Regions from separate parts of the Mus musculus genome. Here region 1 is linked to region 2. Evidence: chromatin loops called from intact Hi-C (ENCODE). Cell type or tissue: heart. All regions are shown on one strand. Links, peaks and the distances in the headings refer to the core of each region. The heading gives the core; the rest is flanking DNA.

Evidence for each region. Hi-C counts contacts between places; a loop is a spot of excess contacts. Peaks named below come from ENCODE experiments on the same cell type or tissue, not always from the same donor. Only the 100,000 strongest peaks of a DNase experiment are listed, where the experiment ranks them.
Region 1: a loop joins it to region 2, with 7 times the contacts of the local background. A loop is called at or near these places in 37 of 42 quality-filtered maps.

What each region holds. Positions count from the first base shown.
Region 1 is chr11:33,171,668-33,187,484 of GRCm38, reverse strand. It overlaps the pseudogene Gm12115. Among named protein-coding and RNA genes, the nearest start is that of Npm1, 16 kb to the right of the region's middle. In heart, for the core only: a CTCF peak has its summit at 10,734 (motif pointing left); no DNase peak of the experiment used is centred there; H3K4me3 peaks cover 943 bases; H3K27me3 peaks cover 4,559 bases.
Region 2 is chr11:33,606,477-33,622,293 of GRCm38, reverse strand. It overlaps D130052B06Rik. Among named protein-coding and RNA genes, the nearest start is that of Gm12119, 20 kb to the left of the region's middle. In heart, for the core only: a CTCF peak has its summit at 7,864; a DNase peak (open chromatin) is centred at 7,873; H3K27me3 peaks cover 1,065 bases.

The sequences.
Region 1 (15,817 bases), core at 2,882-10,881, 430 kb after region 2:
TCATCTTGTCTGGCCTGAGTCTCAGAGTGGTCAGAGTTCAGGAAAGGGACCAGTTACTTGAACTGTGTTTCCAGATGGCTGACAGCAAGGTTTTCTGCAGCTTGTTCTGACACACACAACCAGCATTTTCTTTTCTTTTTTTTTTTCTTTTTCTTTTTTCTTTTTTTTTTTTTTTGGTTGGTTTTTTGAGACAGGGTTTCTCTGTGTAGCCCTGGCTTTCCTGGAACTCACTTTGTAGACCAGGCTGGCCTCGAACTCAGAAATCTGCCTGCCTCTGTCTCCCAAGTGCTGGAATTAAAGATGTGCGCCACCATGCCCAGCCCAACCAGCATTTTCATCTCGGCTGCTTCATCCCTCTTTAAATGATAGTATTCTTAGATGCTAGAGGAATAGAGTCAATGAGCCATGTGGACTTCAATGTTTGTACATTTCAAGTATATGCACTGTGCATATCTGTGAGCACACACCATGATGGCCTGGTGTCAAAATTCTTCAGGCAGAAGAGAGCCAAATTTTCTCTCTTGATTTCAATGTATTATTTTCTCTTGGATCTAAATAATTAATAAGGAGGCCCTTTGCCATAATTAAAATGGATGTTCCTACATGTCAACACCAATAGCTCTTCCAGTAATGAACACACTGAGAGATCCTTGTTAAGTATGGCTGCTCCTCAGCCTCTGTGACCACACGGCAGAGAGTGCTGAGGGACTGTGGAGGGTGACAGAAGCCTTGACTCCAGCTTGGACCAGTTGGTGAGCCAGGCTCAAAGGGGCCTTGTAACAGAAGGCAGCTTGATGACTCAGGGCCTCTGGGCTAGATCTGCCCCCTAGGGTCCTCTTCCTCCACCAGAATCTGCAGTGAAACCTCTCTGATAGAGGGTGGGGAAGAGCAGCCGCTGAAACCTTCCAGGTAGAGAGGACCAGTTATAAATAATCAAAGGCTCAGAGTCAAAACACTCTTCCCCCTTCTCCCCTGTAACCATCCAGAACAGCCCTTCTTGGGGACAGTACTTTAGCTCAGCAGTAGAGAGCTAAGCTCCAATGCGCAAGGACCTGCTTCCATCCCTAGTCCCATGGGTGAAGGGTGATGGGACCCCCATGCTCATTGCAGCTGACTTCCCAGGAAGCAACCTCATGAATGGAGACACATGATGGAGAAGATGTAGTGAATGGATATGTGGAATCCTGCTGAGCCTTGAAAGGGAAGGCAATCCTGTCACTTATGACAGCATGGGTGCACCTGAAGGGTAAAAGTGACTAAATGTGGCCCTGTGAGAGAGTTGCTGGGTGACGTCAGCTGAAACCCTGGAAGTAAAGTGGGCAGGTGGCTACCACAGCTGGGAATGGCGAATGGCTGCAATCCTGTCGGTAAGGCAGCTAGAGTGCTACATTCACAGCGGCATGGCTGCCACAGCCTTGCAATGTTTACATTTCAAAGTTGTGAAGGAGGAGATTTCAAATGTTTTCACCACAGAGGAATGGTGAGTAGCTAAAGTGACAGGCATGTACATTCGCTCATTTATCATGCATGCATGCATGCATATGTTAAAATGCCACACCATACCCTATAAATACATGCCATTATTTATCATGTACGTATATATTAAAATGTCACATCGCCCCCCACAATACTTTCGATTGGTATAATTAGTTATAAAGAAGAGGACTGGACATGTAGTGAGAGAGTGCCAGCTTAATGCCTATAAAATCTTAGGTTACAGAAGCAGGGCCCCATACAGTGGGGCTGGAGAGGTGGCTCAGCAGCTAACAGCACTTGCTGCTCTTGCAGAAGACCCAGGTTCATCCCAGCACCCACATGACAGCTCACAGCTCTCTATAACTCTAGGTTCAGGGGATCCCATTCTCTCTTCTGACCTTTGCAGGTACCGTGTATGCCCATGACACACATGCATGCATGCAGGCACATCGTGGTGGTTTGAATGAGAATGGTCCCCAGAGGCTCATGTATTAGAATGTTTGACCCCCATATGGCAGAACTGTTTGGGAAGGATTAAGAGAGGATTAAGAGTCTGTTGAGATGTGCCACTAAGGGTGAGCTTTGAGGTTTCAAAAGCCCCTGGTATTCTGAGTCTCTGCGGATCAAGATGTAAGCTCTCAGCTACTTCCCCAGTGCCATTGCCTGCCTACTGTCATGCCCCTACCATAAGGGTCTCGGACTCACCCTCTGAAACTGTCAGCTCAAAATAAGCTGTTTATTCTCAGTTGCCTTAGTCTTGGTGTCTTATTGCAGAGAGAGAAAAGTAACTAGGACAGACATAAACTAAGAATAAATAAATCCTTAAAGAGGAAAGAAAACAAACACACGTACATACTGCCTCTGCAGTGCAGAGCATCAGTAAGGCATGGGAGATAGATGTTGACCAGGAGAACAGGATATCCAGGGACAAGGCTCAAGAGAAATGATGGTCAGAGTTTACTGACCAACAATGCTGGTGCCCTGGAATGGAAAGTGAGACAGGAGGGTGGAGGGGACAGAAACTGGGTGCAAGGGTCATGTCAGCAGTGTGTAAGGGCACACTCAACAAGATTCCTGAGTCTAGGGGTCAGAGGCCCTTTTGTGTGCAATAGTGGTCACTGATGGATTTTAAGCCTGGAGCATGGAGAGGTGTGAAATTTTCTAGGCAAGAGCCAGGTGTGGAATCCTAGCACTCGGGGAAACAGAGACAGGTGGTCTCTATGAGTTCAAGGCCAGCCTAGTCTACATAGTGAGTTCTAGGACAGCTAGAGTTACATAGTGAAATCCTGTCCCAGAAAGAAGAAAGAGCCGGGTGTGGTGGCGAACGCCTTTAGTCCCAGCACAGAGGCAGGCGGATTTCTGAGTTGGAGGCCAGCCTGGTCTACAAAGTGAGTTCCAGGACAGCCAGGGCTACACAGAGAAACCCTGTCTCAAAAAAAAAAAAAAAAAAAAAAAAAAGAAAGAAAGAAAGAAAGAAAGAAAGAAAGAAAGAAAGAAAAGAAAATAAGAAAGAAAGGAAAAAAGAAAGAGCTCTTATTCTTGCTTCCTGCTTGCTTCTCTTTTGCCCTCTTGGGCTCTTCCCTTCCCCCTCTCTCCATGTGCTCATGAGACCATGACCGGCTTCTACTTCTCTACTCTCTCCCTCTCTCTGTCTTTCTCTGCCTCTACTATCCTTGTAACTCCCCTCCCCATTCCCTGAATAAACTCTATCCTATACAAAAAAAAAAAAAAAAAAAAAAAAAGGAAGGAAAGAAGGGGGAGAGAGAGAGAGAGATTATTTCTCTAGGCAAGTCTCTGATGTGGCCACAGGACCTAGGCTCTATACCAAGGGTTCCCAACAGGTTCCAGAAGCTTCTAAAGAAAGTAGACCCTGGCCTGAATGAAAGGAGTAGCAGGTCTGAGGGACAGACAAGACAGCTGAAACAGTGCTCTGCAGGGCCCAGACCCTCTGACACTCAAGTCACCCCTAGTTGGGAGGCAGAGGTGAGACTGAAGTCCAGTGCTGCCACCTGGTAATGCTGTGACATTGAGCTGGTCAATGTCCACTGTGGAGTGTAGCCTTTGCTTCTGTAATATGGCAACACTTGAATTCCATGTTCCTGGCAGCATTTCCTCGGGGCAGTTTGTAGTGCTGATAAATATGACCTGAAAGCATAATCCAATATCCCCACATGTAGCTGTAGAGCATGCCTGGGCCCTGAGGATGGGGAGCTAACCCCAGAAGCCCTCTTGAAGAAGGCTTTGAATGAGGAAGAGAGCCAGGAACTCCAGTCTGGGTACACTTCCTAGCAGACTCCTGTTAACATTGGAAAAACAGAACAGGAAATGTAGTGGTGTGTCCTGGAATGGCCGGAAGTCCTGGAAGACCCACAGCTCGCCTGCCCACGGTCCTCTCTGTACACCTCCCTTCAACACCCTCTCTCAGATATCTTGGCCTTGAACTTGACACCTGGTTCCAGAGGAGGCCAGAGATGATTGCAGGGGATGAACCTGTGGCTGGGAAGGAGAGCCATTCTTGGAAGAAGGTCGCCCACCCTGCAGTGCTGTGTGTATCTAGCTCCTGAGAACAAACAGGCCTCTTGCTGCAGCCAACTTGTTCTTAAGTGTTTTGTAAACAGACATCCTGGGATCCTAAATATTTGTTTTATTTAATTCTTTTCACGTATTCAATGTTCTGTGATGGATTTGGTTTTTTTTGTTTTTGTTTTTTTGTTTTTTTTTTGTTTTGTTTTGTTTTGTTTTTGTTTTTGTTTTGTTTTGTTTTGTTTTGTTTTTTTTTTTTTTGGTTTTTCGAGACAGAGTTTCTCTGTATAGCCCTGGCTGTCCTGGCATTCATTTTGTAGACCAGGCTGGCCTGGAACTCAGAAATCCACCTGCCTCTGCCTCCCAAGTGCTGGGATTAAAGGCATGCGCCACCACTGCCTGGGGTTTTTGGTTTTTTTTTTTTTTTTTAATGTTATGTGTTTAGGTGTTTTGCCAGCATGTACATCTGCACCTCATGCATGCAATACCCTCAAAGTCCAGGAGGGGTGATTGGAACCCCCCAGGAATGGAGTTACAGATGTTTGTCAGCTACCATGTAGGTGCTGAGAATCAAACTTGTGCCCTCTAGAAGAGCGACCAATGCTATTAACTCCTAAGCCTCGCTAGCCTTCTAGCAACATTGAAGGTTTTTGTTTGTTTGTTTGTTTGTTTGTTTGTTTTTGAGGCAGGTTTTCTCTGTGTAGCCCTGGCTGCACACTCCAGGCTGTGGAGCTCACTCTGTAGACCAGGCTGGCCTCAAACTCAAGAGATTCACCTGCCTCTGCTTCCTGGAGTGCTGGGACTAAGGGTATGAGCCACCAATGCCTGACTGAATCATTGTTTCTGTTTTTGTTGTTGTTGCTGTTGTTTAAATCATCTATGGGTCAGGAAAGATGGCTTGGCAGTTAAGAGCACCTGCAGAGGCCAGCATTAGTTCCCAGCACCCACATCAGGTTGTTTACAACCACCTGCAATTCTAGAATTGGGTCCCTCCAGGGGACCCAATGCTCTGTCTTGCCTCCTTGGGCAACAGGCACGGGTGCTTATCCCCACATATAGACACACTAGCAAACAATTGAATATAAATAGCAGCTTTTTTAAATTACATTTAATTCTAGTATCTAAAAGTTTCTTTGAGGAAAAGCCCAAAAGTGTCTTAACTCTCACAAAAGGGCTGGTGGGAGGCGGGTAGGAGTGGGAGACAGGACAGGCTTTAGGTTCTGACTACAAAGGCCTTTCCTATTAGTGGTACTGTGGTAGAGCTGGAGATCTAGATGCCAAGGCTTGCTGTGCCCGGCTTTTGGTTTTGTAAGAGTCTCAATATATAGTCTATAACTTATGATTATTGTCCAGTCTCCAATCTCCTGGGTGCTGGGATTACAGATGTATACCACTGTGCCTGGCAGAAAAAAAAAAAAAAAAAAAAGAGGGCTTTGAGTTTTGAGTCCTCAGGAGGCTACGAATGTTTTGCCTCAAAAGAGAAACTATAATTATGGGGGAAATCCCAGGGGCTGTACCTCCAAAGTTGTGTGTAATATATGGCCTATTTGCAAAATATTGCAAAAGAAATCTGGCAGATTGCTGGATGCCCAAGCCCGGGGGCTACACCACCAACACCACACACATACACACATACACACATACACACATACACACATACACACATACACACATACACACATACACACATACACACATACACACATACACACATACAAGCTGGGTCTCAGTAAGGCTCCTCTTTCCTCCAAAATGCACATTGTGAAGTACTGAGAGGGTTAAAACCTAATCCACTCGTTCTGAGAGGCAATTAGGACTAGATAAGGCCAGGCAGGGAGACTCATTAATGCATGCTGTCCTTTTAGAAGGGAGAACAAAAGTCAGAAAGTGTACTCTGGTGCTGTCTTTTGCCCTATGATGTCCTGACCCTGCCAGCAAAAAGGCCAATATCAGCTTTGGTCCCTCACCTTGGACCAGACCTGTGAGCCTCTTGAAACTGTCAAAGTAACTCTGCAGTTCAGGTCGGTGGATGTGGAGTCCTCCCTGGGCCTGCATGGTGCGCAGATGACTCCTGTGTGGGTCACACTGGGCAACCGTGAGAGCCCACTCAGCTGTCAAAGCAACCCAAGCCAGGAGATGCTTGCATGCAAAGACGTGGGACACAGCTGAGGGTCTGAGCTGAGGGTGTTGTCTGGAGGGATGGTTCCAATCCTTTCAGACACTGTTGTGTGAGTGCAGGATCCGGGACAGCAATCCCCTCTCTCCCAGCCTCACCCCACTTCAATCCTGGATCCAGACTTCTTGCCCGCCCCTCCCAGGTCCGCTCAGGTTCCCCCCTCCCACTCCCACTGCAATCCAGACAGTTTTTCAGGTCCCCTCACTTCTCTCTAATCTACCCTTGGCCAACCCCACTTCCTTTGCCCAAACTATGCGCGCGCGCAGGGAGCTCCAGAGTTTATGGGCGGGTGCTTCTCTCCCTCTACCAAGCTGGGCGGAGAGCTGGAGGATTAAACCCTGGTTCCTTGCCCCGCTGACAGGCTGTTCCAACTTCTCGAAGCCCGCGGGAGGTTCGCGACCCCTCCGGAAGGTGCTTGCACGGGTGTCTGACTCCCACTTAGCCTGCAGCGCAGGCCTAACACAGTGCTTGCACCCAGAGTCCTTTGATCCATCAAGCTGGGCTTAGCCACATGGAACTAAGCGCTCGCCATAGCAAGTTCCTGTGGCCCACTAAAAATGTCTGTGTGCACAAGCTCCGTTGTACTGAGCTGCCCAAATAGCACATCTGTTCCCCATGTTGTGAAGCGACAAGCTGTGAGTAAGAACGTCTTGACAGTCCTTTCCTCGTGTTCCTCTCCTGACGGAAGTCTCAGACTTGTCATTTTTAATGATTCCCTGGCATTCCCTTGCTGTTCCGCCCCGTGTGCAAGGCCAGCTCCTTGGCTGCCCCCAGTGCTCAGAGACCTGCTACTGTCTTGAAATTCCTAACGGAGCAAGGGATTCCACATTTTCATATTGCAGTGGGTTCTGCCTGGTACCAAATCCAGAGGGCCACGGCTTTAAGCTTTATAGATGGAGCAGTGACAACAATCAAGAAAGAGATAAATAAAGATAAAAACAACAATAACAAAAGATTATATTCTGCCTTGGCAAGAGGGACCAAAACAGAAACCCTAGGATACTGTTGACAGGACAGATAATTGTTCCGCCTTCTGTAGTACAATCTGACAATGTCTTTCCTAATTGAAAATATTTGCTATCTCTAAATGATTTCACACTCCGTTTTTTAGTAAATGGATGCACTTCTCTGTTTACTCAGAGAAGTATGTACAAGGTAACTAACTCCTTACAGCATCACTGTAAAAAGCAATTGATTGTAAATGGCCTAAATGAATCTCAGTAGGGACTCATTTAATAACACAGATTACCTATGCCATGAAATCCTTTGTTAACCATTTAAGAAAGTGTCTGAACTGATCTATAGATCTGGAGACAAAGGGGGAAGCCAGATACAGAATGGCACATTTACATATCAATGTAGAAGGGCCTTGTGCATAGACCAACTCTGGAAGCCTGGAGGAAGAGCTGGTGTCCTGACTTTTCTAGGAAGGACGGTTGGAAATATGAAAGGTCACCAGATTTTGTGGTAGTTATCCCTTTTTGTTTTGAGCCTAGCTTTTAATGGCTGAGCCATCTCTCTAGTCTGGTAGCTACCCTTAAAAAAAAAAAGTCATGGGCAGGGTGTCGTGATGTACACCTTTAATCCCAGAAGATGGGAGACAGAGGTAAGTGACTCTGTGAGTTCAAGGCCAGCCTAGCCCACAGAGTAAGTTTCAGAGCTTTGTAACCATGTAGAGAGATCCTATCTTATATATGTGTGTGTGTGTATACATACATACATACATACATACATACATACATACATGAGGGTATGCCTCTCTGTGCGCACATATGTGAGGATAACCAAGAGTTACAAGTGCTTTTAAACCACCTGGTCTGAGCTCTGGGAACTGAACTGTCCCCTGCAAGAGTAGCAAGCACTCTCAACCAACTGAGCCATCTTTCCAGCCCAGTAGCCACTCTTTTTTCCAATGGTTTTACTTTCCAGAGTTTTAGTTAGTTAAAACCACCCATAGTTCAAAAATATTAAATGGAAGGACTGCAGAGATGGCTCAGTGGTTAAGATCACCCTGACCGCTCTTCCAGAGGTCCTGAGTTCAATTCCCAGCACCTACATGGCAGCTCACAACTGACTGTAACTCCAGTTCCATGGGATCTGATACCCTTGCAAAGAAAACACATGCAGGCAAAGCCACCAATGTACATAAAAAATATATTAAATGGAAAGTTCTAAAAAGAAACATTTCATAACTTTTAACTGTGCACCTTTCTAAGTACGCTATCCCAGTGCCTCCCATTGAAAACATAATCTTTTCTTGCAGCGTATCCACGATGCGTACTTGACAGCCACCTTGGTTATCGAATATGAATAAACCTGTTTGATTTAGAGATGGCGTCAAAGTTCAGGGATCCTGATACCATGGAGGCTCTGTACATGAATCACAGAGGGACAGGGTACTCTGTGAGGATGTCGCTGATCTAGGAAAATAACTTAAGTTTGAGGGTTCATTTCCACCTAGGGTTTGGGAGTTCACTGCGAGAGCTCAGATCTGAAGTATGTATCCCCATGCAAGGGAACCTTCTGCACCTAAACCCCTCCTGTGTATTCAGACTCCCTGTTATTTTCCTGTGCATGTTTTTAATCAACGCCAAACATTTAATACTTAAACAGGAAAGCCGTGCAAGCAGACTACCAGGAAACCAAGCCCGCTGAGCCACCCTGCCGTGAGCTCTGGCTTCAGTGTGAAGTGACAAGGTCTTAGGAATCCCTTGAGTCTTGATGACAAGTTATCATTTCCCTCTGGGGTTGCCATAAAGTCACAAGTTGAATTCGGAGAAAAAGAAAAACCTTGAAAGGAACCCATGCATTCTCTATGTTTTGAAAGCAAGAGCATAAAATGACTGTCCCCTCTCCTCCTGCCAGCAGCCAGGAAGCCCCAGGACAAATCTAAGCATAATTACTGATTAGCCACGTCTACTGTATGATGTAGGATTTTTTCTGTTTCCCAGACTTGGTTTTTTATTTCTATTGCATACTCTTTGTTCTGGCTTCCCTATTTTTATTTTGTATTAAATTTATTTTATTATGCATGGGCCAAAGTCATATTTATGATTTTTGATGAACTTTTTTTTTCCTCCCTGACATTTTCTTCTCTCCACCCTACACCCCCACCCCATCCTCTTTCAGTCATCAAGACCAGGTGGCACCCTTGCCTCAGGGAAGGGATGTCACTGTAGAAGGATGGGGAAAATCTCGTGCATTTCAAAGCCCAAGCCCCAGGGATAAGGGGCCAGAAGAGTGGATTTGAAAGAGGTTCAATAGGCTTCAGAACCTTTTCAGGCTGGAGAAGGCAAAGCCCACGGAACACAGCAGATCCCGAACCGAAATGGCTTTACAGTTAGCCCATGCACCTGAGAGCAGCTCTTCTAGCTCCCTATACATACCATGACTCCCATAAGTCAAGGAAGAGGGCCAGGGATTGCTGCTCTGAGCCTTGCAACTGATAATGAGGACCACCCGGCAGCATCCTTCATCTAGGTGCAAGGCCTAGAGATGATGGTCATCACCCAGATGCTAGTCAGCTTAGACAGTGGACAGAGAACTGGTGTCTGACAGGACCCAGAATTTAGATGGACTCTAAGAATCCATAGCTAGATAGAGGTGAACAAGTTACTACGTAAATCAGAGCAACAGAGTTGCTTTGTAGAGAAATACAGGTTTCATAGCCCCAGTTTTCTAGAGTTGCTACAGCAAAACTCTCAGAATGTAGAATTAGATCAAACAAAGAGCTTTATCCTGAAAGGGATCATTTCTGGAACTTTCTGCAAAAAGATGCCCCAGTTCATACTGTCCCTTTGAGAACCCCTTCCAGTGGGCACTCTGCTGAGGACAGAGTCTCTATGCTTGAGACACAGCTATGAGTAATGCTCTCTGTATCAACCAGCAGGATCCGGTCCTGCACAGGGTGAGGTCTGGAAGCTTCTCTCAGGCTGGTGAAGAAAAGCAACACTAGGAGACAGCTCTTCCAACCGCCTGGCTGCTACCATCCTTTTATGTCGTCTTTCTAGCCTGGAAGCTTCTGCAAGCTGGGCTCCCGAGCTTTCTGTCAGTGAAGGAGAGTGCTTTTCTCATCTGCCCCTGGTTGTCTCACCCGTCTGACCGTTTCTTTACCTGTCTTTCAAATGAGCATAAGAATAATTTCTTCGTGGGGGACTGATGCTGAACAGATGTTCGCAAAGCCCCCTCAGGATCGCCATGACAGGTCCCTCAGTAGGAATGATATCGTGGTTATGTAATAATTTCTCCTTCTAGTTTTGATTAAAAAATGATACATGCGCATCTATGTGCACAAATGTGTCAGCACTAATGGGGACATGCGCAGTGGAACCGGTTGCATACATATGGAGTAGAAGGACTGTGTCCCCAAAGCAATATCTCAGAAAAATCACATTACAGAAAATGATCGGGAGAAATCGTCATTTTAAAAAGTCGAGATGTTTGCAATCTATGGATACCAAAACACTCCTGGTGACAGAGACCTGTGGCCAGGACAATCAGAGGCCGCTGAGCTTCATGGAGCCTTCGAGCATAGCCATGCGGTAGTCTCTACTGCCCTCTGCTGTAATTCGGGAAACAAACGCTTCTTTGGGGAGCGGTAAACCTTGATGCGGGGAAATCACTCTCTTCTCTCACAAGTTTCTACCTGGCTTGTTTCACTTACCATAATATCCTCCCCTACAGCACAGTGGGGCTACTAAAGCTTACAACTTATACATTTTATCGAGAAGAAGAGGGGGTGTTAGATGGCTCCCTGTACAAAGAAGGGGCAGGACTGCCAAGAGACCACCATTGTGCATTCTAGCGGGCATTGGACTATTTGCCGATTTGTATGATTGTCTATGTGAAGTTACTACATGGTCAACTTTTTGAAATGTCTCCACGTGGACTTGACCTTACTACTACTTTCAGTTAAGTGGGTCTGCGACTGTTTTCCTTGTCATCACAAGGATGGAACCGAGCAGGGAATGGATCAGATTGAATAGGTTGGGATCTTCTGGCAACATTTAAGAAGGGAATCAGGGTCACTTTGTATAATCCCACGCTGTTGTGTTCTAGGGCTTAATTTTAAGACTTCTCCCCTCCCCTCCCCTCCCCTCCACTCCACTCCCCTCCCCTCCCCTCCACTCCCCTCCCCTCCCCTCTCCTCTCCTCTCCTCTCCTCTCCTCTCCTCTCCTCACATCAGGCCGTAGAGTGCTTGCATTTGGTCCTACATGGAACATTCTTAGCTGCCTTTGTCCCTCTGCCTGTGACTTTCTGTCTCACCTGGGTATGGTTCAAAGATGGAGTGCTCATTTAGTCTGTAAGTGAAAAGGATATTTGCCCATTAATTTCAACTCCAGCATGCCAGGCCCCACATAAGGCACAGTTAATATAATCTCACTTCAGATGATACTCGGAGGAACAGGAAGACAATTTGTGAGGGGAAAGGAATAAGAGGCAGCACACATTTACCAGGAATGTTAATATTTACTCCTGCACGCCTGGTATCTGGGAGATGGCATAGTCACTAAGTGGGGATTACATCTTCAATTAAGTACTGGTGGCTGGGGACCCGGTGATGTTTCACAGAGGGAAACTGCCGAAATCATACTTTAAGGAGAATAATTTTTTTAAAAGCTACAAAAAAATTGAAAGAGAAACCCTAGGGAAAAAATAGAGGGAACATTTCTGTTTAGGGAATCTTAATATTTTGGCTGAACACATTATGTAAAATTAAATACTATTTTAAACCAAGGAGATATGATATCTAATTAAGTTTTTGCGGTTGATGAGCTTAGAGAGGATCGTGAATGTTCCATCCATTGAAGTGCAAGAAGTAGAAAAATTAAATAACACTGTTCTATAGTGACTCCAGCCAGACAGCCAGGCCGACTTCCGTGTTCTGCCTACAGCCTGCCCCTCCTTCCAGCTCACTGAAGACAAGGACAATGAGTAGCAGAATGTGCAGAGTGAGCTCCTGAGATCTCAGGACAATCCAAGGAGTGGCTAGCTAGGTTGTCAGCCTCATTTCCGAGCTGTGACTATAGACTTCAGAGGCCACGGGACTGTCAACCCAGGTCATGCCAGAGGCAGCATATAAGAAGAACAAAACAGCAGGCTCTCAAGTAGTCAGCTGCGCCTGCCTAGAATGTTGTTTGCAGGAAGGCACGATGGGAAACCAAGGCTTCTTTTTGTGATGAATTGGTTACCAGACAGTGCTAAGGTTAAAGGCTATTTGGAGATGTAGACCTTTAATGCAAGGTATACAAACACCAGAGGTAGACTTAAAAGAGATACTGGCTTTTTAAAAATTACTTTTGAGATGTTGTCTTTTAAGATGAATGTGTGCTCAGTCACTTTATACAATAACTTTTAAAGAGCAGGAATCAAGGCTGCGTGGTGGTGGTGTGCCCTGTTAATCCCTGCACCCGGGAGGCAGGGCCAGGTAGATCGCTGTGAGTTTAAGGCCAGCCTGGTTTACAGAGCTGACCCACGGCTGTTCCACAGGGAACCTCTGCCTTGAAAAAACAAAACAAAAAAGTAGAAACCCAGAAACTACTCTGTGGGGCTGGTAAAATGGCTTGGAGGTTGAGAACTTTTACCGCTCTCGCATAGGAAGGACTTGTGTTCAGTTCCCAGCACCCATATGGTGGCTCACAACCATGCAGAACGCAAATTCCAGGGAATCCAACTCCCTCTTCTAATCTTCTTGGGCACCAGACGTGTGTGTGTGTGTGTGTGTGTGTGTGTGTGTGTGTGTGTGACATAAATACAAATGGGCAAAATGCTTACACATAAAACAAATAAATCTAAATAAAACAAAAAATGATTAAGAAACTCTCATGGGCCGGGCGTGGTGGTGCACGCCTTTAATCCCAGCACTTGGGAGGCAGAGGCAGGCAGATTTCTGAGTTTGAGGCCAGCCTGGTCTACAAAGTGAGCTCCAGGACAGCCAGGGCTATGCAGAGAAACCCTGTCTCGAAAAACCAAAAAAAAAAAAAAAAAAAAAAAAAAAAAAAAAAAAAAAAAACCTCTCATGGATTAGCTTGTTCTGATAGGATTAGCTTGTTCTCTTACATATAATAAATAAATAAATTAATTAATTAATAAAAAAAAGAAGGCTGAGGCAGGGAATCACTTGAACCCAGCAGCTCAAGATCAGCCTGTGGGCTGGCATGGTGGCACACACCTTTAATCCCAGCACTTGGGAGGCAGAAGCAGGTGTATTGTATATCATTGAGTTCCAGGCCATCCAGGACTGTAGGTTCTGTTTCAAAACAAAACAAGAAGAAAAAGACCAGAAAGGAAGGAAGAGAAGGTGCGGGGAGGAAAGGGAGGGAGGAAGGGAAGAGCGCAGTTTACTACATCATTTTCACCTTGGGTCATAAACTGAGGCAGTGAAACTGCCTACAGGCCACAGGATGAGACAATCCTCCATGGCCAACAGTAAATATTTTAATGACATTTCATTGACTTTTCCTTTTAAATCAACTGTACAGGAAGCATAACAAAAGAACTCACTCACCACTTTAAAGTTAACTTGGGGGCAATTAAGACCACTGGCTGCTTTTGCAGAGAACCTGGGCTTGAACCCCAGCATCAACATGGTAGCTCACAGTCACCTGTAACTCCAGTTCCAAAGGGGACTGAGCCCCTCTTCTGACCTCCACAGGCACCAGTCACATACATGGTGCAATGTAAACATGTAGATAAAATACCCAGGCATAGAAAATGAAAATAGTTCTTTTTTTTTTTTTTAAATTAGCTTCAGTATTGTGTGTTTGCTCCCTAGCTCCTAACATAAAAAAGCAGGGCCACATTTAATATTTGAGGGAAAGGAGAAAAAGAATTCTTTTTTTTTTCATATAAAAAATTTAATTTTTATCTTTAAACTATAGACTATACATGATTTGCAAAGGAGACTGTACCAAACAATGATCAAAGACGAATCATCCGTTCTATGCCTTTTCTTTTGTCTGGTCACTCAGAAATATAATGTTATCAGCTATGATTGTTGTTGCTTGCCGCCTCATATTGTTTTTATCCATGTTCTCGCCATAGTCCACTTTCCCTTCTACAAATATACGAGCCCCCTTTTTCACATACTGATATGCCACATCTCTGAGGCCTGGTCGAAACACTGATTGATATTCTGTGCCACGTCGTCTTCTGACTGACGTCACCCATTTGGTATACTTCACTATCCCCTGATTGCCACATCTCATTTGTTGCTAGAGAAAATATTGTGACTGGGTTTTTTCCTTCCACCTGTCTCATGACAGGGTCCTGACCTACTTGTCCAAGTAACTGAACACGATTCAGAGATCGTTCAAGAACCAAACTGCTGGCTACTTCAGACTCATGTCTTACAAACTGACGAAATACCTGTAACACAGGTCTTCGAAACATGGCTTCTGTTTTTCTTACAACCTAATCTTTAGGCTGAGAAAAAGAATTCTTAAGGCATAATTCAAGTGGACTTAAAAGAAATGTAGTCAGAGGGTTTTCTGAAATTAGGATATTCAAATTATATCATGACAAGAGGAAGTTGTTTGAGTAATTCCAAGTTACGGAAGCTTCTCTTCTGTGTCTTTTTTGTTCCAAAAAAAATTTTTTTTTGTTTTGTTTTTCAAGATAGGGTTTCTCTGTATAGCCCAAAATTGCTGTGAGTGAGAAGGGTGTACACAGAGATGGCTGGTCCAGGCACGTGTCTCTGACAGGCGTGGGCACTCTCAAGCAGGATGCTAGAAATGCCCCTCATTTAACAAATTTCACCATTAAAAGTCATAATAGGTCGAAAAGCCATTCTTGAAAGAACTCACAAAGTAATTTGACCCGCATAATTGCCTTGTTAAATTCATCTGATATCATGAGACAGTTGGTGAAATACGCATAGTGCATTATATTAAAGAGAAAAATACCCTTCAATTGGTATCTGACGTGCACTTTGCAAATGTAGCTATTAGTTGCCTATAAAACTCCTAGACATGATTTGATTTGATTTGATTACCGTTAGATCATTTTACTTTGTAACGTATAGGGAGGAGGGGGAGGGATGTTGCAGGTCTGACCCTGCTTACTAGGAAATATTTAAGGAAGGATGTTTTATTTATTAGCATAAAGAGACACTGTGGGTTACTGGGTGATTAAAATGACGATTCAGCTGCCACACTTGTCAAAAATACAGCTGTAATTCAATAGCAAGGCGACAGTAAGTCTCTGAGTTGATCTATGCTTCAGTGGACTGGTTCTGAAAGCAGACATTGCCTTCTCAGAGTGACCTCCACAGATCCCGATAATTGCACATTATCAAAAAAAAAAAAAAAAAACCAAAAAAACAAACAGCAACAGCAGTAAACCTACAGAGCGATTCTCAATTATGAATTTGCTTTCTATCTGTGGGAGGCCCAGTATTTTATCTTCCTATTTCCAACATTCCAAATCAATAACCAAGAATGATATTTAATGTCTCTAATCTTTGTGGGCAACACAATATGATTTTTTTATTTTGGAAAACAGAGAGCAGAGTCAGTGGATGTGGTACATGAGAAGAAGGACAGATGGAGGGGTCCAGTGACCCCACGCCCATCCCGGGGCCCTGACAGGAGCCTCACGGTTAAGCAAAGGAAGAACCAGGCAAGGGGGGCTGCGAGATCAAG
Region 2 (15,817 bases), core at 2,976-10,975:
ATAGCACTTCAGTGAACATGGTAGCACAGGTGTCTCCTCAGATATTAATCTCACTTCCTTGGTAAATGCAGTCATCAGTAAAATTGTTGGATTTTATGGTGGTTTATTTTTACATCATCGAGGAAACTCTACACTGTTTCCTACAGTGGTTGTATTAACTTACACTCGCCAACAGTGTTTAAGGGCCCCCTTTCTCTTCTTTCCTCCAGAACTTGCTACAATTGTGTTTTTTATTATGGCCATTCTAACAGGTTTAATGTAATGTCTCATTGTGACTTTGATCTGCAGTTCCTTTATGATTAATGATGAGGAGCACCTTTGAGATACTCATTAGTCTCTTCTTGTTTGTTTGTTTGTTTTGAGAAGGGGGTCTCACAAAGTATCCCTGGCTGTCCTGGAACTTGTTCTGTAGACCTTGTTCTGGTTATATTCACTCTCACAGAGAAGCTTCTGTCTCTACCTCTCGAGTGCTGGAATTAAAGGTGTGCACTACTACACCTGACTCCCATTCAATCTCACAGAGAACCCTACTTGTCTACTTGTAAGTGGGTTGCTTAGGTGGGTTTTTTCTTTTGGGTTACTTGAATTCCTTATATATTTTACACATCCACTCCTTATCAAATATGTAGTTTTCTAACTTTTTTCAGTCATATAGGCTGTCTTCCACTCTGTTGATTATTTCCTTTGATATTCAAATGACTGTAGCTTGATGAGGTCCCCTTAACATAGTTTTGATGTTGTTAACTGGACTGTTGGGTTATATTTAAACATTAACGCCCAATTCTGCACCAAGAACCTTTTTTCTGCTGTCTTTTAATAGTTTCAGTTTTACATTTTACATTTAAAATTTAATCAATTATAAATTGATATTGTATGTTTGAAATAAGGATTTGCCTTGATTATTTTGCATGACTACATGTTTTCCCTGAACGGTTGAGATACCACCGTACTTTCTTGGAACTTTAGTTGAAGATCAACCAGCCATGAACTCAGTCATACAGGAAGAAGGAACAACCTTGTTTTAAAATGCATAGAGCTTCAGTGTTCACAGTGCAGAAGGTTCTGGAAGGTGGTGGCATAAATCTGTGAATGTACTTAACACTATTGAACTATGCCTTTAAAAATTGTTAAGAGAATAAGGGCCCCGTATGGTGGCATATACCTGTGTAGGAGCTACCTAGGAAGGTGAGGCAGGAGGATAGCTTAAACCTGAATACAAAACCAGCTAGCATAGCAAGACTCCATCTGAAGCAAGGTCAATGGGTAATGTGATGAATACATATTTCACCACACTTAAAAACTAAAAACAAATAGAATAAATTGACCAAACAGAGAAAAATACTCCAGGTTCATATTACTTCATTGGTGAATTCCATCCAATATTTAAAGAAAAATCAGATGAACCCATCAGCAATTGTTTCCTGAAACAGAAGATGAAAGAATGTAGTCCAAACTCTTTTAGAAGGCCAGCATTTGCCTGATGCAAGTATACAGCAGTTTGGACATGTCTAGTTGAAGACTAATATCTCTCTCATAAGCACAGACAAAATTACTACTAGATCAAACACAATAATATTAAAAATACAATGACATATTATAACTAAGTGGAGTTTACTTCAAGAACATGAGGCTGGTTTAACATCTTTTTAAAACTTTTAGCACATTATCAGAATAAAGAAAAATGATAATATAGCTAACCCAATAGATTAAAAAAATGAATTTGAAAATTATTCTTCAGTGATCAGAACTGAACACAATTTAGATACATAAGAGATATCCTATAATATAATAAAGTCCACTTATCAAAACAATCTAGTGTCAATATCACGCTTACAAGTTGAAGTCTGGGTGCTTTGCCCCTAGAATAGAGGTTCTCAGGCTGTAGGCCATGACCTCTTTGGGGGTTATATATCAGATATCCTACATGTCAGATATTCACATTATGATCCATAACAGTAGCAAGATTAAAGCTACAAATTAGCAACATGAGGCACTGTACTAAAGGATCACAGAATTAGGGAAGTTGAGAAGCACTGAGCTAGACTGTGGAACTCCATGAGACTCACTCTTGTCGCCTGTGCTCAGCATTGCACTAGAGGCTCTGGCCTGTGTGCTAAGGCAAGGAAGCAAACAAAGGCATGCAGAAAGAGGGTGAAGTACAAGTTTGTTCTCTCAAATGACATGAAAATGCTTTCAGAAAACCCAGTGGAATCTACAAATAAGTATATACATACATATATACATATATACCTACACACATATATGCATACATACATACACATACATACATGCATATATACACAAATGCACATACATACACATATTCATACATACACATATATACAAACATACACACACATACAGACACAAACATACATACACAAATACATATATATACACACATACACACATATATTAGATACATACTGTAGCTAATAATTGTGTTCAGTAAGAAAACGGAATTCAAGATCTGTACACAACAACTCAATTACAGTAGAAACAATCAGAAATTAAAATTAGAAAAACAATACCAATCACAATGCTGAAGCAAACAGCAAATAGTAACAAATGTATTAAATTATAAACACTTAATTAACCCAGTTAAAGTCCTGCTCCATGGAAGGTTAACACAATTAAATAGAGAAAGTGAAAGTGTTCAGGGGTTGAAGGTCTGAGTATTGGTGGGGGGTGTCTCCCCAAATCCAGCCTTAGATTCAATTCCAGCTAAAATCCCACTGGGCTTTTAACTTTCAAAATTGATAAGATTATTCCATACTTTGTATGGAAGTTAAAGGACTTACCTAAGCTATCTCAAATTATTTTTTTAGCAACAGCAAAATGAATGGCCTAGCATTCCTTAATTTTAAGTTTTATTATAAAGCTTCAATAACCAAGACACAGAGAGAATAGATGAAAAACAGAAACTGCACTGGGGGAAATCAGAAGTCTATGTGTGAAGCAAAGATACCCTATCTGTGAGCTACTTCTCTGTTGCTGGAGTAAAACACCCAGCGACTTATGGAAGTTTATTGTCTTGTGGTGCCACAGGGAGAGTCCATGATGCTGCATGAGATGTGGTGAGCTGTAGCCAAAGCAAGGCGATGAGAAGGAGGACAGAGTGTGAACCGGAAGTGAAATAAGACTATAAACCCTCAAAACCCATCCCCAGCGATAAACTTCCTCCAACAAGGCTGCACCTCCCCTGACGTCCCTGAACAGCACTGTCAGCTGGGGCCAAGAGCTCAAATACCGGAACGTATGGGCACATTCTCATCCAAACAAAAACACATGTACCTTACCATATATAAGAATTAGCTCAACAGGGGGCAGGACATGTCCTGACTCTGTTGCCTCCCTTTGGATTCCTATCCCCTAGCCGGGCTACTTTGTCTGGCCTCAGTGGGAGAAGATGTGACTAGTTCTACTGAGACTTGATGTGCCAGGCTGGGTTACTGCCCATGGGGAGCCTTCCCTTCTTGGAGAAGAAGGGAAGGGTAAACAGGGAAGGGGTGTAAGGCTGGGACTGGGGGAAGCGGGGGCAGATGGGGCTAAGATCAGGATGTAAAGCGAATAAGCAAATAAATTAATGAAAAAGTAATTAGCTCAAATGAATGATAAGCTTAAGCTTAAGACTTGAGTGTGTGTGTGTAGATGTATATATACAAACGTAGATATACATTCTCAAATGTAGGAGAAAGTCTGATATTACTTAGAAAAACATTTCTCACACAAGACAATCACAGAAGTGCAAGATGACAAAATGAACTCTCTCAGGATGAAAACGCTTGCTCTTTGGTTTTTTTTTTTTTTTCGTTTTTTAATTTTTCTTTTTAATTGACATGTCACGTGTGCATGTATTTAAGGAGTACAGTGTAATATTTTAATGCATGTGTACAATGTATCCTGATTAAATTGGGGTAATTAGCATTCCTAGATCCTCTCATTTCTTCCCTTTTAGAACTTTTGAGTTCTTCAGAACATCTGCTGTTTGAACGACTCCATGAGGAAAATGAAGGGGCAAGCTAAATATTGAGAAAATATCTGCACAGCACGTGTTTCATGTAGAACTCAGATCCACAATTTATAAAGAATTCTCGAAACTCAATAAGGAGCAAAGAAATCAAACGGCTGCTTTATCCAAACAGAACCGATGGTGAGTGTGAAGGTCAAGTCATATTAGTCAGCATTAGGGAACACAAGGTAAACAAACTGTGACCCACCATATACTAGCCAACCTAGCTCCAGTTAAGACCAGTCACATGCGGTGCTGGTGAGGGCGTGGAGGAGCTCCAACTTACTCTCTGCTAGTGGCAATGTGTTTAAAACTGCTGTTTTAAAGAAACAGCCGAGGTAATCTAAAGAGCTTTAATAATCACCATTGAAACACATCTCTGGATATGCCCATGAGAGTGTTAATAGAAAAGATTAATAGAAGAGAAATCTCACCCATTCTTTAAGACAGTGATTCTCAACCCTTTCACAGGGGTCACATCTCAGATGCCCTGCATATCAGATATTTACCTTACAATTCATAACAATAGCAAAATCATAGTTATGAAGTAGCAATGAAATAACTTTATGGTTGGGGTCACTACATGAGGAGCTGTATTAAAGAATTTCAGCTTTAGGAAGGTCAAGAGCTACTACTTTAAAAGTGTAATACGTACCTACCCAATTATCACCCACTTCACTCCTGCGTATTTAAGTAGAATGGAAGCACATATATTTACAAAAATTCACAATAGCCTTTTCGAACAGCTAGATAACTAAAAAATAACTCAAATGCCTGACAATGGGTGATGCATAGATGAACCCAAGGCATAGTCCACACAATGGAATATTACTCGGTGATAAAAATGAATAAACTATGGGTACACAAAATAGATGCTTCTAAATTCAATTATGCCTGTGAAAACAATTTCTTTTTGTTACCAACTGGGGCATCTTCATTCACCCTTACCTTGTATTGAAGCCGCGACTGGAGACAACACTGGTCTGTGGAGCTGGCTAAAGGCACCAGTGGGTGAAGTGTTCACTGTGCAAGCATGGGGACCTGCCTTTGGATGCGCAAAATCCATGAGCAAAGCCAGGGTGGCAGCATGTGCCTGTAACCTCAGAGCTGGGAAGGCAAAGACAGGAGAAACTTGGGGCCTTACTGACCACCTGATCTAACCAATCAGTGAGCTCTAAGTTCAGTGAGAAAGCCTGTTTCAATAATAATGATGGTGGTGGTGGTGGCGGCGGCAGTGGCGATAAGTAAATCATAAGAAGACATCTGACATAGACCTCCAGCCTTCACAGGCGCACACACGCACGCGCGCGCGCACACACACACACACACACACACACACCACGTAATATCCAGAAAAGAACTCTTGTAATGACTGATTCTCAACAGCTTTCCAAAACAGGAATTTCTCTGGCTCCTCACAAATCAACCTCTCACTGTGGTTAGGTGTAGTTAGAGGTGATAAAAGTTACATGGTTTTACTTATTTAATCAAGAAGTAAGACTGTCTATGAGGGTCATTTGCATCCAGACATATTGTACAAGACAGCTTGAGCTACAAGATTGAATGAATGTCCTAAGAAGGTGGAAGGAAATGGAAGAGAGGCTATGCTGGGATTGGTGTCTCTAGACGCAGTGAGACCAGATTGTACATGAAATTGTGGAGCTACGGAAAAGTGCTCTTTGGAATCCCCAGGAAAACTTCTTGGAATCTGTGGAATTAACACCATTCATCTGCATACGCTGAGAATGCCAGCGGTGCAAAACAACCGGTCCTAGAGTGACCATGCAGAGTGGGTAAAGGTCACTGTGTCACTGTGTCACTGTGTCACTGCGCAGGGAGGGCCACACTTTCCAGGTACTGTTAGGTCATCTGAGAAAGTCATTGTGCTGTACACAGTAGATAAATGGTCCACTACCCAAGGTGGAAGTGCCCCTCGGTGACATCAAATATGTTGGCAAAGCTGTCAGTCAGGGCAAAGAGGCAGAAAGAAACACAGTACCTCCTTAAGATGCTCTGTACTGAGTGCAGCCGCTGCCAACGTTAGCAGAACACGAGCATCCTCGGTTATGCCTGGAAGACATTAGCATAAATGGGAGAAGAAAACTTAAGCTGACTTAGTGATTTCAGTATGGAGGAAACAACCTGAGACTAGGACAGTGCCTGGGGAGTCTTCAGCTAAGACAGTGCCTGGGGAGTCTTCGGGCTCTCCCGTTGTTCTTAGGATCTCAGTTTGCAAGGCCACAGACAGCTCCCTAGGTCTAATGACATCCTAGGCACAGCAGGTGGCCCTCTCCTCCAATTCTTTCTCCTGTTTTTCCTAAGGGTAACCCATCCTCCTGGAGAGGACCTCTGGCTGGAATCCCCTGTCCTCAGACCTACAGAAGTCAGTGCTGCGCATGCTCCACCTTCACTCTTCCTCCGTGACAGCCTTCTTCGCACTCAGCAGAAGGAATCGCTACATACAGAAAGATACAAGTGATTTTACAAACACAGTATCGTTAGTTTGAATAATTTTGACTTCTGAACAGACAGAATTTTATGAAAGTCGATGGATTTTCTGAAATATTTGTTCTTAGTACTGTAACTAATTAGGAATATCACGGTAACCTGTTTATCTTCAAACCTGGTAAGACATTTTGATGAAAAAAAACAAAAAACAAAAAACAAACAAACAAAAAAAACCCAAACAAACTTCTAAAGCAATAGTTTTCAATCTGTAAGTCACAACCCCTTTAGGGTCACATATCAGATATTTACATTATGATTCATGACAGTAGCAAAATTTTAGTTATGAAGTAGCAATGAAGTAATTTTATGGTTGGGGTCACCACTACATGAGGAACTGAGTTAACAGGTCGCAGCATTACAAAGGCTGAGAGCCACTGGGCTATTCAGAGATGAAAACATCACCTATAGTAAAAGTTGCCTTGCTGTGTCTCTGCAGGGGAAAGTTGCTCACAAGTCAGAGTATACTTCTTGAAAAATAAGCTCAGCCTCCTTGTAGTAATCAAGAGATGTTCTTCCCTCCGTTTATAATTCTGAATGACCATGGTACCCCCTTCTTATGGACGGGGGTGTGCTTAAACAGACCCTGGCCATGTAGATCACCATGTGTGCTCTGTGTGAATAGGTTTAGCCCTGCTGAGCTAAGAGAAAATTGAAGAGAAAATACTTCCGAATTCATAATGTATTTTTTTAATTGCACGATTTTTTTTGAATTTGTAAAAACAGGTTCTTTGTTTAAGCAATCATTCAGATCTTGTCATACAAGTTGAGAAAAGTCAGCTCTCCTTCATCTGCCATTGTAACTTCAAAATCCAAGAAATTCCGAAACCAGGGTTTTCATAAGCTTGGTGGCAGAACTAATTTGCTCTCAAGTCTCATAAAAATAGAAATTGAATCTGCTCATCACACTTAGTTTAAATATTCATTTATTTCAGTTGTTTGTTTGTGAGGGAACAGAATGCTGTCACAGACCTTTGCTGGCTAATGTAACATCTGCGGACTGAACTACATTTCTAAAATCTGGAAGAAGAAAAGAAGAAAAGGTTAAAATTCTGAAATACTTGATTGAAAGGTTTTCAGGTAAAAGAACGTTGATCTCTAGCAAAGATATATATTTGTTTTAAAATGTACGTTTTTATATTCTAATTTTCACTTGAAGTATTGAACGGTTTTCGAATTAAAATCCGGAAAAAAACTGGGCCAAAGAGCTGGTGACAGGGAGAGATCTGGAGAATCCTAGAGGATGGTGGGAAGGTGGGAAGGATGTGGCCACTCTTACCCTGGGGATAAGAAATAGGCAGGGGTAAACCGCGAGATCGTGGTGCTGTTCTCCTTTGCGCCGCTAGATGGAGGAAGCTCCCCGTCGAAAGCATCGTATCCGCCTCTGGCTCTCACTAGTGGGCCAAACTGACAAAAGTAGGTCCAGAGCCACACCCAGCTCTCAACTTGGGAGCCAGCGGGGACTTTGTGCCTGTAGGGTCCTTTGCTGACACAGGCCCGAGGTTTAATTTTATTGACACTTGGAGTGACTTGTGAACAAAGGAACGATACCTCTGTTGTAGTTGGCCTGCAAATTACAAAATCAGTCCGGTCCAGGACTTAGTTTTGAGCACGCATGAAACATCAGTGTGTTGGCAACTATCTTAAAAACCAAGATAGTGAGGCAGGCTAAAAACCCTACCCAGGACCAAGTGATGGTCATGGATAATGCTGGGCCAAAAGCTAGCCTGTGATCTCTCCTATCCAGGAAACTGCTTTGCACAGGCGGCTCCCAGAATGCAGACCAAGGCCTCGGGGCACCCTAGCCCAGAGCCTCCTCTAAGCCCTACTATACCTAGCTCAAGATCAGGAGAATCCAAATTTCTACATGTGGGCTCTTGTCCCCTAAAGGATGGGCTGAAACTGAAGCAGGCAGCAAAGCTGCTCCATTTCTTCTGAGGGCTGAAAAGTCCTAGAAGTTTGGAGATGAGGCAGCCACTCCAGGGCCAAGGTCCATGTTTGTACAGACTCCCAGCTACAAGTGCAGAGCACAGACAGAGACCATCGGAAAGTAGTACCTGCTGGGCAGGTCTAGAGGGGAAAATGGCTGCCTTCCCAGCACACCTCTCTGCTCAGCTGCGTGCCCCTGAACAAACATCTTCCTGGGTCTGGCTTCTGTCAAAAGTAGACAGAGGATCAAATTCCCAGGAGGGCTGCAAAGATTAATGCATACATGTCTAGCAAATATTCTAGGACTTACTTTTGGGTTTTATCACAAAAACAGATAGCTGGGTTGTCTGCTCTGGAATGTCCCCTCAGGAGATGAGAGAAGTTAGGTGAAAAAGTCAGAGATCTCCAGAGAGGGGGAAGCTGGCTGCTGAGCTATGGATCTGGGAGAAATGTGGTCCAACTGGACAGACCAGTCACAGAGATGCTAACTGCTGGTCTGGACAGGAGAATGGAGGGGAGCCATAGAGAAGAGAACAGCAAAATAAATAAATAGATGATAGATAGATAGATAGATAGATAGATGCATACATAATACATAGATACATAGATTCATAAATGCATAGATGCAGAGAGAGAGTGAGAGAGAAAGAAAGAAAGAAAGAAAGAAAGAAAGAAAGAAAGAAAGACAGACAGACAGACAGACAGACAGAAAGAAAGAAAGAAAGAAAGAAAGAAAGAGAGAGAGAGAGAGAGAAAGAAAGGTAGATAGATAGGTAGATAGATAGATAGATAGATAGATAGACAGACAGACAGACAGACAGACAGATAGATAGATAGATAGAGGCTATTTGTGCCACCTCCACTGGTGGAGGCAGACAGGCAGACAAGTCTGGGCTGGCCACATAGCCTCCTATCCTCAGCATCCCCAGAGGCTAGCAGGGCTCACCATCCCACTTTGCAAGTATGTGGCTTACTCAAGGTCAAGAGGATCTCACAGGTTGACCCAGCCTTGTGTGTTTGTCTTGCATTCACCCTGACACTGTAGAGTGGGTTTGTATGCCCAGGGCTTGGAAGAACATGACAAGAAAGGAACATGCCCTCCTTGTTTCTTCCTCGCCATGACCCACAAGCTGCAAGTGGCCCTGGAAATCACAGGGCTAGATGACCACAGGTTTTCCTCATTCTTGGACCCAGAGATGAACCAGGATGGAAGGTTGCCCTTGAGGAGTGAGAGAGGCCTGGGTGCCAATCCCAGTGTTGCAGGTATTTGCTGTGTGTTCCCAGGGAAGTGATTCTACTCCTCCGAGCCTGTCATCTATAAAACAGATATGGTAGAGTATTTCACTCACAGAGTGAGAATGGGAGAAAGCCTGTGAGCTCTACTGTCAGCCACTGGAATAGGGCTCAGACCCCTAATCTGTACACGTTGCTATTTATATCTTTAGGCCTCATTTTCCCCATCTGAGAAGTAGAGATACAAAGTCCTGCTTAAGGTAGCAAGTTCATATTCTCTTTCCTGGAGAGGAGACTGGGCACAGTTCTGCCTGTCTCTTGTTACAGAGGCTATCCTAGGAGCAAGGCTGTCTTCCACTTGGACCCCAGAATCCTGAGCTCCGCCCTAAGCCCTAGGCAGCTTTGGTGCCACCAGGCCCCTGGTACAGCATCCCTGCTACCTCCAGGTAGGAAACGTGACTCTCAGAATAGAGAATGACATTAACCAGGTCCATCCAGGGTGGAACAGCTCAGTTAGTTGAAATGAGAGTCTTCATAACAAACCTTTCATGGTATGAGCTCAGAGCCTTTAGAGGGCTCATTTATCTCTGTCTCTGTCTCTCTGTCTCTCTGTCTCTCTGTCTCTGTCTCTCTCTGTCTCTCTCTGTCTCTCTCTCTCTCTCTCTCACACACACACACACACACACACACATACACCACTGCACAACAACCTACCCTTGAAACAGTAGGCAAACACCAACGTCAGAGGCAAGTTATTACAATTATTACAAAATGGCTCTCCCTGGGCTCCATGCTGCCCCCCTCCCCCACTGGGTGAAAGGCAGGTGCAGAAGAGTGCCACAGGACCACATACCTTTGAGCTGCACCCCTATCCAAACCCAGCCACTTATTATTGTCCTGGGCCTCAGTTTCCCCCATCTGTAAGACTAGGCTAACAAGGGCACTAGTGACAGAGCACCATGAAAGCACACATAAGTCCCTGACACACAGCAAGCCCTCAGGGACAGGGCAACAGAGTGATGGTTGACAGGCGCCAGCATTAACAGTGAAGAGTCTGTCCGGGAAACATAACTAAAGGCAACTTAGAAGTTGCATGAGCCTCATAGATTGTCCCCTCGTGAACCTAGATAATATCAGTTGACCGATACATTATGCGTGGCCTCCTGAGGCCGAGGCTGCCCCCGGTCACACACGAGGCACTGTTTTACAATGGTTTTTATACAAGGTGAGGAAGCACGCTTTAAAAGGGTGATTAAACACATCGGGCAGTAACTGTGCAAAGCAGTGGCAGTCCTTTATCATCTTTATCAAGCACTGTGCGGTGTACATAGTATATAGGAATCTCCAGCTCCATAAAACACACGTGGAAGGCCTTGCACTGTGACATCACTAAGCGATGGGGCTGTTCCAGCATGGTGCACACTGCTCCCCCTGTTTAGAGGGAAATCCGTGTGCTCAGGATCTTCACAGTGAAGCCTATTCCTCCTTCCAGCCTAACTACCCCCACCATACTTCTCTCTTTAGATTCCTAAGCCACACATCTGAACCACCCTAGAGGTGTCTCCCCTCGATCAGTGTTCATGCCACGGCACCATTTGATTCTCTTTAGGACATACCTAAGATGGGTCTTCAGGACACTCACAATAGTTACCAATCATGAGATATGCTCACGAGCTTCCATGGCATCATTGTGTGGGGACTTCGGCCCCAAGCCCCTGCTCCCCATGTCAAGATCCCCTTAAGACCCAGGCTTGTCTTATCATCTCCTGGCACAGACACAGTGATGTTCGCAGCCTCTGTACATGGCAGGCACTTGAGAGTGTTGAGCCGAATGGCCACCTCTTTCCTAGTCTCCCCAAGGTTTCAGCTACACTGAAGGGCACACCGACCTTGACAAAACTATGGAGCTAACCTGATGCCACTTATATATAACTTGGTATCTATTCCCCGAGGTCAGTAACTAGAATTTGCTGGGAGCCAGGTTTCTCCTTGAGCTTTAGTATGTACACACGGGGAACAGGTGATGGGTCTTTTAAAATACCAAGGAGACGTTCCGTTTCCCATGAGCTAGAGCCCCAGGTCTTATAAGAGGTTCTACATAAGGGTCTCTCGGTGACAAGTAGAAGCTATTGGATTGACTTGTGTTACTGTCCCCTGCCTAAAGAGGAACCCCAAATTTGGGCTTCCGTCATTCAACCAGGCTCAGGGTGAGAGAGGGAGAGAGAGAGAGAGAGAGAGAGAGAGAGAGAGAGAGAGAGAGAGAGAGAGAGAGAGAGAGAGAGAGAAGAGAGAGAGAAAGCCTTCCAGTATAAACAACCTGTTTCCTGAGCAGAGCAGCCATGCCTGAGCTACTGGGGAGAAATATTAGACTATTAATGCTAATGTTGACCGAGTTTCTATTAGGGGTGATGAGAATGTTCTAGACCTAGATAGTGGTGATGGCTGTACAACCCGGTAAATGAAGTTAATGTCACTTTTATAATCATTTTAGTGCTAAGTTTTATGTGTATTTTGTTACAATGTAAAACAATAAAATCACATAATATTATAAGAAAAATCACAAAGTTACCACAGGTACCACACAATAGCCTCTCTCCTTACACTTGGGCCATCTCTCTAACTCCTGTGTTTCCCTTTACCCAACTTTCACACTGAAGGCTGTTGTATGCCCATACCTATTGGCCAGCCATTCATGAACCTTCTGGGCGATTTGCTTCTAGGCAAATTGATTTCTAAGTAGTTTGTAATGTGAAGAATAGTGAAGGATAGCCCCACCACACCCTGCCTCTTTGTCAAAGTAAACTTGTTAATGCAAGGTAGTTACCACCCTAGAGTCAGCCACGAGTCTTTCTACTTTTACTAAGTCCATAAGATGGTCACCTACGGCCAAATCCCCAGGACATATTGCTGGTTGAGCCTCAGCTCGGTGTCAGCAATTTGACCTACAAGCTTCCCGGGCAGGCTGTGATTTGGCAAAGGAGAGCCTAGGTTTTAGTTTTTATAGCCTACCATACGATTAATTAGGGCAACTTAGACAATGTGTCTTAATTAAAACGTTCCTTCTGTGTAAGACCTGGACAACACACACAATAGAAAGACACTAGATAATAATGGGCTTTTCATACAGATCTGACGCTGACCCCAGACTCATTCATGCTGGGTGAGACCTGGACAAGGTCAGTATCTCTCCTAACCTGTTTCCTTCAGTGGGAAGTGAAAGCAGGTGTCTGGCCCACACTTCTCAGCCAGATAAAGAATAAGCACAGGGAGAGCATGCGGGAGGAAGACCAGCACTCAGGGGCAGCAAGAAGTGTTCACACTCTTCCTCCCTCCTCCCACCGTCCTCGCCCGAATCTACGAGGTGAGCACGCTGTCTTACCCTTCGCGCACACCGTGCCTGAGTCCAGATGGTTTCTGGGTAAACCAAGGAACAGGAGTCTTTGTAAGGACTCGGAGCTATGGGGCCCTTCCCTCCCTCATGTGTGTCCCTCATGTGTGCTCTTCCTGAGTCCTCCCCGTGGGTGTCATTGTCCTCCCCTGTGGCCCTGCACGGCTAGGTAAGCTGAGAGCTGAATCTCTCATGAGCAGTAAAACAAAGGCAGGATTGGTGGAGATACCTGCCCTGGGTTACAATGGCATGGGTGGCTAGGGGTGAAGCTGCCACTCAAACCCAAAGCAGCTGAGGTATCTAAGAAGCTCCAGGTAAGGCTGGAGGTAGGGGTTGGCCTTCCCTGCTGCAGGAGCAAATTACAGCTTGCAGCCTTTAGTAAGACAACTGTGGAGCTAGAGCCTGAGAAGCCTGGTTTTCAGGGAGATTGCTGAGGGTCACAAGCATAAAGCTTGGGGGCCCCTGCAACTCAGACATAATAACCAGGGCGACATTACAGAGGCGTGTCCCAGGAAAGGGCTCCAAGACACTCGGCTCTCCATAAAGCTGTTCACTCTGCTTATTGGCTTCACTGTGTAAGACAGGATTCTTGCCATGTAGCCCTAGCTGGGCTCAAACATGGAATCCAGCCTTCTGAGTGCTAGGGTTTCCAATGTCTGTTCCATACCTGGCTCCACATTTAGCCCTCCTTCTAGAAAAGGTTGATGATAATACAATTGTCAAAGAGTAAGGTAAGTATATACATTTGCTGTATTTTATCTGGGTTCCTCTCTGTGCCTCCTCTCAATTAAGCCTCAGTACAACTGACCAAGATAGGGACTAAAGCTCCCCTGTACAAACAAAGTAGGGACTCCTCCAAACAAAAGGATTTGTTTGCCTAAATTCACTTGGCCATGGGTGGCAAGGCTGGGCGCTCCCACCCCTGCTCTGCTTCACTCTGTCAACAGAACCTTGTCAACAGTCAGACATCTCCTGCGCCCACCCTTCCCCTCCATCCAGACTCACCCCAACCAGGAACGTGAAGGTCACAGTCCTGACCCCAAGGAGTAGGCTCACCCGTGAGGTCAGGTTACCGCTGGAAACTCCTTCTAGAGAGATGAAGTATGGGGGAGGTGGGCAGACAGCTGCAGGGTCACATTCACAGACAGACATTGCCAGGAGGAAGCCACATGCCTTACCTCCCAGCTCATCCATCTGGTGGGAGCAGACACAGACAGATGCTGTCATGATCGAGTTCCAGAGGCCCTGGGGGCTAGCAGAACCCTGTCAACAGCTGCTTCAGCACAGCCCATCTGGAGCTCTCTGCTTGCTGCAACCATAGCCCTTCTGAGGACCCTCAGGACCAATGGTGCCACACCCTGAGTGAAAGCAATGCCCAAAAGGGGAGGGTCCTCCACAGAGGCTAGGTTGAGTCACTCTGAGCCCTGTTTTTCCTACTACATGGCAATGCTGGGAAAGTGGGGGACCAAGAGTCTGAGAAAGAAACCATGAGCCTCTAGGTTTTAGAAACAATGAAGGAACACACCCAAACACCCACCATAAACCCACACGTAAGACAAGAGGCTCTGCAAGTCTCTGTGGCCTAGATGAAGGCCCAGAAAGTGTCCCTTAATAGCCTAAGTAAGGCTCTGAGAGGAGGCAAAGGTCCCAGGGCTTAAGGACACAGTGGGCATGCAGCTGTCAGCCCAGCTTCTCCCACATTCCCAGGAAGGGAACAAAAGGTTCACACAACTCTCAGTGGGACCAGGTACCTCTGATCCAAGGCCATTCATGAATTGTTCCTCAGTCCCTCAGTCCCTCAGCCCCCAGGCAGCCTGGGGCCACTGGCTTGTGTTAGAAAGAAGCAGGTCTCCTGCTCCAAGAGGAGTGGCCTGGCCAGCCTGCTTGTGGAGCGTCCCCAGAAAGCAAAGCTGTCAGGACTGAGAGGAGGGGGCAGTCAGAGGCTGCTGCTCTAGAGGCCTCCATAGGCAGGATTGCAGAAGCTACTCTGGTCTTGGACTGCCAGCTACCACTACAGCAAAGATGGCCTCCCATTGCTGGGGCCTGTAGTATTGCCAAAATGGTCTCCCCTTCTCTCTGGAAAACCTCCTCAGTCCCAGACCAGCCTTGGAACATGTCAACGAAGGGTGTGATCCTGAGGGCCCTATCAGTGAGTGGCCTTCCTCCTTTCTTTCCTGCTCAGTGCAGAAAACGTTACCCTCTTCACCTCCGGCCTCTGGGACCTTGACCAGAGCACATGGACTGCTCTGAACTGCAACTTCTCTGTCTGTAAAATGGGAGAATGAATGGTACTTATATAAAAAGATTATGATGTGTAGCCATAATACACACATCCTCAGAGGCTAGGAGTGGATTCCAATCGTTGTCAAGGGCAGAGGAAGGAGCTGGAGAACAATTGGCAATGAGTGCTGGGTTTCTGTCTGGGATGATGGGAAAGTTCTAGAAGTAGATAGCAGGAGCTTAATGTCTCCTAAAAATGCACAAAATGTAAGGTGGCTTCCACAGCAAATTTTATATCATGCATGTTTTGTCACAGTGAAAATAAAATGAGTTAGTATGTTAAATGAAGTAAGGGTTATATAATTGTTGATCAGAGAAAAGTTCAAAAAGATGCGCTACAGATTTTCATGTCCTTCCTTCCCTCAGACCAGCGTGTTGAATTGGAGGTGGCATGTTTCCCTCCTGATCCCTGACACCTTGTCATCCCAGGGTGACTATCCTGCAATACACCTACTCCGAGACACAGTGGG